Regions from separate parts of the Homo sapiens genome. Here region 1 is linked to region 2. Evidence: chromatin loops called from intact Hi-C (ENCODE). Cell type or tissue: ovary. All regions are shown on one strand. Links, peaks and the distances in the headings refer to the core of each region. The heading gives the core; the rest is flanking DNA. Region 1 has its middle 15 kb from the start of CBFA2T2. Region 2 has its middle 9.5 kb from the start of C20orf144.

The links. A loop is a pair of places that touch in the nucleus more often than their neighbours do. Peaks named below come from ENCODE experiments on the same cell type or tissue, not always from the same donor. Only the 100,000 strongest peaks of a DNase experiment are listed, where the experiment ranks them.
Region 1: a loop joins it to region 2, with 2.0 times the contacts of the local background. A loop is called at or near these places in 38 of 110 quality-filtered maps.

The regions. Positions count from the first base shown.
Region 1 is chr20:33,472,033-33,477,406 of GRCh38, forward strand. No RefSeq gene overlaps it. Among named protein-coding and RNA genes, the nearest start is that of CBFA2T2, 15 kb to the right of the region's middle. RefSeq lists an enhancer at 5,059-5,374. In ovary, for the core only: no CTCF peak of the experiment used is centred there; no DNase peak of the experiment used is centred there.
Region 2 is chr20:33,650,101-33,655,458 of GRCh38, forward strand. No RefSeq gene overlaps it. Among named protein-coding and RNA genes, the nearest start is that of C20orf144, 9.5 kb to the right of the region's middle. RefSeq lists an enhancer at 3,036-3,624. In ovary, for the core only: a CTCF peak has its summit at 3,336 (motif pointing left); a DNase peak (open chromatin) is centred at 3,341; H3K4me3 peaks cover 243 bases; H3K27ac peaks cover 1,105 bases.

The sequences.
Region 1 (5,374 bases), core at 155-5,154, 180 kb before region 2:
GGGTTTCACCATGTTAGCCAGGATGGTCTCGATCTCCCGACCTCGTGATCCACCCGCCTCGGCCTCCCAAAGTGGGGATTACAGGCGTGAGCCAATATGCCCGGCTCACACCTCTAATCCCAGCACTTTGGGAGGCCGAGGCGGGTGGATCACCTGAGGTCAAGAGTTCGAGACCAGCCTGGCCAACATGGCAAAACCCCAATCTCTACTAAAAATACAAAAATTAGCCAGGTATGGTGGCAGGCGCCTGTAATTCTAGCTACGTGGGAGGCTGAAGCATGAGAATTGCTTGAACCTGGGAGTCAGAGGTTGCAGTGAGCCGAAATTGCACCACTGCACTTCATCCTGGTCAACAGAGCAAGACTTAGTCTCCATTTCAGAGTCATTATAGGCATGAGCCACCATGCCCAGCTCACTAATTTTTTTTTTTAAGAGACTGGGTCTCGGGCAGGCGCGGTGGCTCATGCCTGTAATCCCGGCACTTTGGGAGGCCGAGGTGGGTGGATCACCTGAGGTCAGGAGTTCGTGACCAGCTTGACCAATATGGTGAAATCCTGTCTCTACTAAAAATACAAAAATTAGCCAGGCATGGTGACATGTGCCTATAGTCCCATCTACCCAGGAGGCTGAGACAGGAGAACTGCTTGAACCCAGGAGGCAGAGGTTGCAGTAAGCTGAGATTGTGCTACTGCCCTCTAGCCTGGGCAACAGAGCAAAACTCCTTCTCAAAAACAAACGAAAAAGAGACTGGGTCTCATTCTGTCGCCCAGGCTGGAGTGCAGCAGCTACTCATAGGCACAGTTATAGCTCATTGCAGCCTCAAACTCCTAGTGATCATCCTGTCTCAGCCTCCGTAGTAGCTGGGACTGCAGGCGTGCACCACCGCGCCCCACTGATCACTGAGACTTTTGCACCCCAGAAGCTTTCCTTCATCTAGAAGTTTCCTGATAGATTAGAATTTCAAGGCTTCTGAGTTCTATTAGTTAGAATTTCACAACCAGAGAATTCTATTGATTAGAATTTTATGGCACCACAGAAATATTGATTAGCATTTCATGGCCATAGAATCCTATTACTCAGAATTTCATGACTTGAGAGTGCTATTGATTTGAATTTCATGGCATCTTGATGTTCCAGCAATGCAGGCGTCCCCAGATACCCACATAAATTGCTCAGATCTCTGCTCAAACTGTCGTTTTCCCAGGGAGGCCTTCCCTGACCTCCTTATTGCAAATTGTCTGTCTGCCACCTGCTTTGTTTTTTTCCATGCTGTTTATCACCACTTAACAATATGTCACATACATTACTTACTCCTCCTCGGCTAGAATGTAAGAAGCTCTAACAAGACAGAGATTTTTAAATTTTTCTTTTTTTTTTTTGAGACAGGGTCTCACCCTGTCACCCAGGCTAGAGTGCAGTGGCACAACCATAGCTCACTGCAGCCTCCATCTCCTGGGCTCAGGTGATCCTCCCACCTCATCCTCCTGAGTAGCTGGGACTACAGGCATGCAGTCACTATTTTAAAAATAATTATATAAACCGGGCCTGGCACTGTGGCTCACACCTCTACTCCCAGCACTTTGGGAGGCCGAGGCAGGTGGATCACCTGAGGTCAAGAGTTCAAGACCAGCCTGGCCAACATGGCAAAACCCCAATCTCTACTAAAAATACAAAAATTAGCCAGGTGTGGTGGCAGGCACCTGTAATTCTAGCTATGTGGGAGGCTGAGGCATGAGAATTGCTTGAACCTGGGAGTCAGAGGTTGAGGTGAGCTGAGATTGCACCACTGCACTTCATCCTGGTCAACAGAGCAAGACTCAGTCTCAAACAAACAAACAAACAAACAAACAAAAAACAGTAGTGACTGTTAAGTTGTCTACCTGCCTTCTCTAGCATGCTCCACCCCCACTCAATGTTTCAATTCATGGGTGGAGAGGGGAGTCACTGTGCCCGTCTCCCTAAAAAATAGGTCTCACCTGAGATGAGATCTACACTCCTAGGACAGGGAAAGGAATTGAAATGATGCAGACGGATGAGTCCAGAAAGGGATGTCCTAGCACCTGGAACCTACTCATTTTTCAGATCTCGAATGTTACCATCACCTGCTCCAGGAAGCTCTCCCTGACAGCCAGGTTAACTTTGCTTCCCTGTCAAATGCTCTTCAAGCTCCCCACACTCTGTTCACAGGACTCTGTACTGTTTGCATTTAATTATGTATTTATTTGAGGCAAGATTTCTCTCTGTCACCCAGGCTGGAGTGAAGTGGTGCAATCTCATTTCACCACAGCCTCCACCTCCCAGGCCCAAGTGATCCTCCCACTTCAGTCTCTTGAGTAGCTGGGACCACAGGCATTCACCACCATGCCCAGCTATTTTTCTTACCTTTTGTAGAGACAGGGTGCCACCATGTTGCCCAGGCTGGTCTCAAACTCTTGGGCTCAAGCAATTCTCCCACCTCAGCCTCTCAAACTGCAGGAACTACAAGCGTGAGGCACCACACGTGCCCTTTTACTGTTTGTATTTAGAGATGTGCTGGATGACTGATTGATGTCTGCAGACAAGGACCATATCTAGTTTGTAACTCCTACCTAGACCAGTGCCTGGCACACAGTGCATACGTGTAGAATGAATGCATGAATACCACATCACATTCTTGCAAGCAGGATGCAAAAAGACCTGCTGGGCATAAGAGCTGCCAAGGATCAGGGGATGCCAGAGGGAGGAGGACCTTCGGGGAACTGAGAGTTTGGATTCCAGCTGCCCCTCCAGAGCCAGCTCCTGGGTAAGAGGCCAACTAGAGAAGGGATAGGCAGACCGTGTGCGGTGGTTCAAGCCTGTAATCCCAGCACTTTGGGAGGCTGACACGGGCAGATCACCTGAGGTCAGGAGCTCAAGACCAGCCTGGCCAACATAGTGAAACCCCATCTGTATCAAAAATTAAAAAATGGGGCCAAGCATGGTGATGTGCACCTGTAATCCCAGCTACTCGAGAGGCTGAAGTGGAGAATCACTTGAAGCTGGGAGGCGGAGGTTGTGGTGAGCTGAGATCGTGCCGCTGCACTCCAGCCTGGGTGACAGGGCGAGACCGTATCTCAAAAAAAAAAAAAAAAGAGAGAGAAACAGACTAAACCATATACCATACTGGCGCTGAGACCTGTGGCTCCTGATGCTGTCACAGCAATCAGCCATGCACAATTTGAGCAAACAGACAATACATAACGACACGACACGGGTGGCTGTGTTTCAACAAAACTCTCCTAATTACACTAAAGTTTGAATTTCACATATCTTTATCGGTTGGGGAAAAGTCTCCCAATCCCAGAGATTAAGTGTTCAGTTTAAAGTAAGGGTGAGAGCCTCAGGTGGAAGAGAGACCCTTTTTTTCCCACCCCTGAGATGTTAGACAAGTCCCTTAACTGCTCTGAGCCTGGAGCGCCTGGTTTGGTAAAGGGTCTAATAAAAGTCCTTGACTCCCAAGGCGGTCGTGAGGATTAACTGAGATAACACCTTGAGCTCCAGCCAGGTGGGCTCAGCATGAGCTACCGGATTGCTATTGTTGGTAATAATTATTATTACTATTACCAGGGGGACTTTGAGAGGAGCAAACGGAAGGACGCATGCAAATCCTCTTGTGCAATGTCTGGCACCAAGGAGACCTTCCTAACCTCCCCTGTTCTGCAAACCCGTTCCCACCCTAGGTCATTCCAGACGGTCCACCCCAGCATCCTTCACTCTCCCCTCAACCCCCTCAATGCTCTCCTCCTCCCCACGATCCCTGGCTCAGACCAGAGGTGGTCATGGCAGCTGGCCAGGGTGCAGAGAGGGCCAGGCACAGAGGGAGGAGGGTTCCAACCAGGCCCCCCGCCCATTGTCTGAGCCTGCCAGCCCGCCAGCCAGCTGATGTCCTGGGTCTCCGACACCAGCTGGCCAGCCCCACCCCCACCCCAATACCCCCTCCTCCCAGGTCCCTCCCTGTCACTCAGCCTCTGCCCCCATCCGCCCACAGCCCAGAAAGACTCAGGGTGTGACCAGAGGGTCTGAGCTTTTGTCCCCCAAATCGGAGGCTGATTTGCATCTTTTAGCAATTTGCACACCCCATTCATTTGTGTAGAGCTAGACTGCCACAAAGCCAGCCTGGTCCTTGGGGCTTATTTATTTGAGTGGGGTTATAAAATGTGATTTTGGGTGTTCCCTTTCAGCCTTCAGCACTTCCTCATTCTGGGACTTTGCTCAGTGGCTTCACCACTGTTCCTTATCTGTAAAACGGAGGCAACACTTTCCTATACAGTGGTTGCGAGGAGTAAGATGTGTGTGATGTGCCTGGAATAAAGTGGGTGTTCAACAAACAAGAGCTGTTATTATCTAAACATCCTCCAGAGTTAACTGTTAAAACCTGTGCTGGCCTGGCGCAGTGGCTCATGCTTGTAATCCTAGCACTTTGGGAGGCCGAAGTGGGCGGATCACGGGGTAAGGAGTTCGAGATCAGCCTGGCCAACATAGTGAAATCCCGTCTCTACTAAAAATACAAAAATTTGGCCGGTCACAGTGGCTCACACCTATAATCCCAGCACTTTGGGAGGCTGAGGCAGGTGGATCACGAGGTCAGGAGTTCGAGACCAGCCTGGCTAACATGGTGAAACCCCGTCTCTACTAAAAACACAAAAAATTAGCCGGACGTGGTGGCGGGCGCCTGTAATTCCAGCTACTTGGGAGGTTGAGGCAGGAGAATCGCTTGAACCTGGGAGGCAGAGGTTGCAGTGAGCTGAGATCGTGCCATTGCACTCCAACCTGGGCAGCAAGAGTGAAACTCCGTCTCAAAAAAAAAAAAAGAAAATCAAACAAACAAAGAAAAATTAGCCGGGCATGGTAGCGCGAGCCTGTAGTCCCAGCTAATAGGGAGGCTGAGGCAGAAGAATCGCTTGAACCCGGGAGGCGGAGATTGTGGTGAGCCGAAATCAAGCCACTACACTCCTGCTTGGGCAACAGAGCGAAATAAATAAAATAAAATAAAAGGAAAGGAAACATGTGCTGTCCATTGGGTGGCCACTAGGCTATTTAAATTTCAATTAATTAAAATTAAATAAAATTGGTACTTTAGTTCCTCAGTTGCACCAGCCAAATTTGAAGTGCTCGACAGCCATGTGCGGTGGCTATCATACTGAGCTGCACAGATCACTGCAGAATGTTCTCTGGGATAGTGCTGATTCAAACCCTCTAATTCTCCAGAGTTTTTCTCCCTTTTCAGAATAGGGCTCTCTTCTCTGCAGCCTTTCTTCCCCTCACCCCCAACAAGGCCCATCGAGGCACAGTAATCTGCCCCACCCCACCCCCACTGTATCCTCTGGGCATAGATTCCAAAACCCCCAGTGGGTGG
Region 2 (5,358 bases), core at 359-5,358:
AATTCCCAAATCCTTGAGGAAGAGGGAGAGAGGGGCCTCAACTGGTTCTAGTCGTGGCCTGAAGAGCATCCAAGGGCATGAAGCAGGGGGTGTCTGCACCCCATGTGCCTGGAACTGGCCTCTCTGGAAAGCCAGCTGCACCAACTGGTCAGTGCCCTGTGGGGACCAGGCCCAACCAGGCTGGCTGCTGGAGCCCACCAGTGGGCCTGCGGTCAAGGGCCAACAACAGCTTCCAGACACTCCCCGTTATTTCTTTTAAGTGGTGTTTCGTTTTGTTTTGTGGGGAGGGGGCAGGGTCTCTGTTGCCCAGGCTGGAATGCAGTGGCACGATCACAGCTCAGTGCAGCCTCCACCTCCCAGACTCAGGCAATCCTCCCACCTCAGCCTCCTAAGTAACTGGAACTACAGGCATGGGCTACCACGCCTGGCTGATTTTTTGTATTTTCTATAGAGACAGGGTTTCACCATGTTGCCCAGGCTGGCCTCAAACTCCCGGGCTCAAGCGATCTGCCTGCCTCGCCCCCGCCAAAGTCCTGGGACTACAAGCATGAGCCACTGCACCCGGCCAAATTATCTTGTAATAAGGAAAAATGAACCACAGAGAATCTGACCATCTGTCCTGCCTGAACAGGGTGGTGGACTTGTGGATATATTTTCTAGTAACATGTATTTTCTTGTAAAATTTTAACACAAATGTTAACAAACATACCTGGACTTGTCAAATATTCACTTATGTCCTTATGACACTGATGTTAAATCACAGGTAATTTTACTGTTGCCTTCCAATTTAATTTATTTGCTAAATGGTTGCATCATTTAATTGAGGCCATAATTTTTTTTAACCCTTCACCTTCTGTTGGGCAATTGGATCGCTTTCGCGTTTTCCAGTGTGGCATACATCTTCTATGCATACTCTTTCTTCGCATTATTTATTTCCCTAGGATAATTTTCCAAAGTGGGGGTTTTTGATACTGAACATTTCTTGGATCCTTGAAATCTGTACAAACTACTCTCCCTAAAAGCCCAACAGCTTGTGTTGCCTCCAGCAGCCCCTGGGTGGTACTTTCCGTGGCCCTAAGGCTGGTGCAGGCACACCTGTGTGTGGAATTTCAGGCTGCCAGTCCGGTTTACCAGCTGGTGAGCTGAGGCCTCACTTCTGTCACTCAGATACCCATCTGTGCTCTCTCCCTGAGACCCGCCTCTCCTGAACAGCCTTGCCCAAGAGGCTCGTTGGGACCACTAGCTTCACAATCCCCTAGAATGCAAGGGGAGAGGGACTGGTTACTAGATCTGGAGACGAGGAGAAGGGCTAGCCTATGGCGTAGGGGTTGGCTGTATGATCTTTGGTGCAGGTGGTGCCAACTGCAAACCTTTCTGGGCTGCACTGCAATCTGCCCACCTAGAACAATGACAAGATCTCAGTCATGGGACTGTCAGCCCTCCACAAGAGCACTATGTTGGTGGAAACGGAATGTGCCATAGAAATGGCAGGCTGAAAATCTTTTCGTGACCACAAAACACCCAGATGCCAGATAAATTATAATGAATGTACTTTTAACTGTATTGCTGAGGTCACAGATAGGACATTTCCAAGAACTCAAGAGTTGGAGGGAGATTGCCTCTAGGCGCAATGTGAGGCTTGGTTTTGAGCATATACAAAGTACGGAAACAAAACCGGGGCCTTTCCACAATGGCAGGTAGCTCAGCACCTTTGGCACCGTGAAAAGGCGGCAGGGAAAATCTGCCCATCTGCAATGGAAACTGAATTGGAAACAGCTCTGTCCCTGCTTGAGAAAAAGAAAGAAAAACTGGGCCGGGCGTGGCGGCTCACACCTGTAATCCCAGCACTTTCGGAGGCTGAGATCACTTGATTCCAGGAGTTTGAGACCAACCTGGGCAACATAGTGAGACGCCCGTCTCAAAAATTAAAAACTTAGCTGTACATGTCAGGTATATACTGAAGGAAGGTCAGGGAATCCTGGTGCTGAGAAATTAAGATAATTAAGGACCTTCAGGGTCAATATTGTGTGTCAACCAATTATAAGCTGTCCGGAAACACTACTGAACCTTCAAGAAAATGAGCCATTGTTAGCAAAGTCAACAGGAACAATAATTGATTTAACCCCTGGGACTTCAGATATTACAATCACCAGATACAGGCAGGGCACAGCAGTTCGCGCCTGTAATCCCAGCACTTTGGGAGGCCGAGGAGGGCAGATCATGAAGTCCGGAGTTTGAGACCAGCCTGAGCAACATGGTGAAACCGTCTCCACTAAAAATACAAAAATTAGCCGAATGTGGTGGCAGGCGCCTGTAATCCCAGCTACTCAGGAGGCTGAGGCAGGAGAATCGCTTGAATCTGGGAAGCAGAGGTTGCAGTGAGCCGAGATCACGCCACTGCACTCCAGCCTGGGCGACAGAGAGACTCCATCTCAAAAAAAAAAAAAAAAAAAAAAAAAAAAAAGCACACCAGATACAGAATACAAAATATGAAACCTCTGAAGATGGCACTGAAAAACAATGAGCAAAAAGAGTCTGAAAATGACTAGGCAGATTTGAAAATAGAATTCTGGAAATGACAATCATTGAAATAATGTGTTATTCACCAATAGATTACATCAACCTGAAAAAGAAAAAATTAGTGGTGCGTTACCTTTGTCAGAAAGAGAGCAAAGAGGCCGGGCGCAGTGGCTCATGCCTGTAATCCCAGCACTTTGGGAGGCTGAGGCAGGTGGATCACGAGGTCAGGAGATCGAGACCATCCTGGCTAACATGGTGAAACCCCACCTCTACTAAAAATACAAATAATTAGCCCGGTGTGGTGGCAGGAGCCTGTAGTCCCAGCTACTCAGGAAAGTGAGGCAGGAGAATCGCTTGAACCCAGGAGGCAGAAGTTGCAGTGGGCCGAGATCATGCCACTGCACTCCAGCACTCCAGCCTGGGTAACAGAGCAAGACCTCATCTCAAAAAAAAAAAGAAAAAAAAGAGACAAATAATTGGGAACTGTGAAAGATCTGTTCCTCTGGAAGGTTAGGAAGGGAAAGCCTTTTCATGTGTTACCAAGAGCAGCATCCAAGAGCCTGCTAATGTGTTTCTCAGCAGAAAGGGCACTGTCCTGAGGTGGGGATAGGATCTTGGGAAGCAAACATGTCTCTTGCCCGTCTCTGCTTGTTTCTGACTGCTGGTATTTCAGGGTCAGGGTCACGATTAGGCATGTCTCCTTCTTAGCCTTCCTTCCAAGAGGCTTGGGGGAACCAGCGACAGTCCCCACTCCACTCCTCAGGTGGGCTTCATTGCCTGCTGCCAGGAGCCCTCTTGTGGACAGAGCTGGACTTTCCCCCTGGGTTGCCACCATCCCTAAGCCAGATTCCTTTCCAGAGTACACACCAGCAGCTTTTCCTTCCCCTTCGCATCAGCATTTTCTCAGGCTGCCTTTCCACCCCATGAGTTAATATTTGCTAGGTTCCTCCTAGAGTTCCAGAAGTGATCGGGGATCAGTCTCCCCACCTTCTGAGGGCTGGCTCACCCAGGCCCTCGCACTGGGCTCGTCCTTGCTGCCCCGTCTGCCATTTTGCAGGCCCCGAGGCCTGGCATTGTTCCTTCTTTTGGTGTAGCTGCCTCTACCTCCTCCAGCTGGGGCGGGTTTCTGCTACCGGAGGGTGTCCTCTCCCAGCGCTGTTTACTCCTGATGGCTAGCAGCTGTTGGTGCCAGGGAGTGGATCCCTCCTGCGTGACTCGGAGCAAGGCACTTATTCACTGAGCTTTTTCCTCCGTAAGCTGGGGATGCTAACGATGCCTATACCTCTGGGGTGTTGCGAGGGTAAAATGCAATCAACAACATGGGTATAGCCCCTAGCACAGGGCCTGGCACCCAAGGCACCCCTGTAAACTGGTTGCTGCTATAACCTGTTTCTCTCCCCACCAATCTGTGGTTTCTTTGAGGATTGATCTTTGTGTCCAGCACTCTATGTGGAGCCTGGTGTCCTGCTGAAGTAGTATGTTTCGAGAATAATTTTTTGAAGACCACCTAATTCTCAGTCCCTTTCGGCTCATAAGAGACTGTGTTAAGGGGACTTGTTAGGAGAGCTGTAGGGCATTGGCCACCATCTAGACTGTTGCTATCTCCAGCCTGGCCTGGCACTGAGCCAATCCCTGGGACAGGTTTGAATATTTACAGGTGAGTCACAGGTGCAGGTGTGAGGAAGGGGAGAGGACAGGTGCAGGGAGTGGGTGGAAGGGTGGGGGCGGCAGCTGGCCAATGAGCCCGGAGCTCTCCTGACTTCAGGGCTCTGCCTGCCCTTGACCGAGTGCTGTCACCAGCCCAGAACATTTGATCATCCCCAGCACCTGCCACAAAGCAGGTGCCCAGCGCAGGATTGGGAAAGGCGCCCCAGCACAATGGCACTCACCTGCTCCTTACAGTGGAAGCGTTTCTGTGGCGGACGGGTGGCTTGGGACAAAAGCCACAGACAGGGTGACTGGGGTTGTAAATGGCCCAGCCTTGGCTGCCAGGACATGAAATTATGACCTTGATGCTGAAGGCAGTGGGTGCCATTGAAGGGTCTTGGCCAGAGGTGCGTTTTTCAAAATGGCAACATTTCGAAAGCCGCCTCTGGCTGTGTCTTTACAGGGAATGGACGGGGTGGGAGCCAGGTAAAGAAGTTGCTGCAGTCTTCCACGCCAGAGAGGACGGTGGCCCTGACTTGGGGGCTGGGGCGAGGCACAATGGTGGGGATGGCAGGCTACAGATGAGGTGGGCTCGTGAGATCGACAGACAAGGCAGAGGCTTGAGGGCTTCCTCCAGGTCCCCACAGCCCCAGCCCAGCTCAGACGTCTGTTCTGTGGCTGCAGCTCCAGCCATGTCTGCGCTCAGCTCCACCCCCACCCACTCCCTGTCTGGGACCCTCCTGTCTCCCTGTCACCTGCAAGACAACATTCCACTCCCATGCACCCGGCCTCCTCAGCTCGCCCCAGCCCTCACACTCCAAGGATCCCTTCTGCCCTCGCACCTGCCCGGAGACCTCTGCTCTACTTCCACAGCTCAAACCAAACACTGTCCTAAGAGGCCCCCTGACCCTGCTGGACATCCCTGCCTGCGTGCCCTCCTCTGCAGCTCCAGCTTTCAGGAGGGAGGACACAGCCTTTCTTATTAAAAATTGTAATAAAGAGGTGTCCACCTTCAGAACTGCACTGCAGGGCGAGGCAGGCAGGGTGCCCAGGGCACAAAAACTAAGGAGACGCCCACCACAGATAAGTCAGCCTGAGGGCTTGGGCATGTCTAAAGATGGCAGTGGGCTGGGCACAGTGGCTCATGCCTGTAATCCCGGCACTTTGGGAGGCCAAGGTGTGCAGATCACT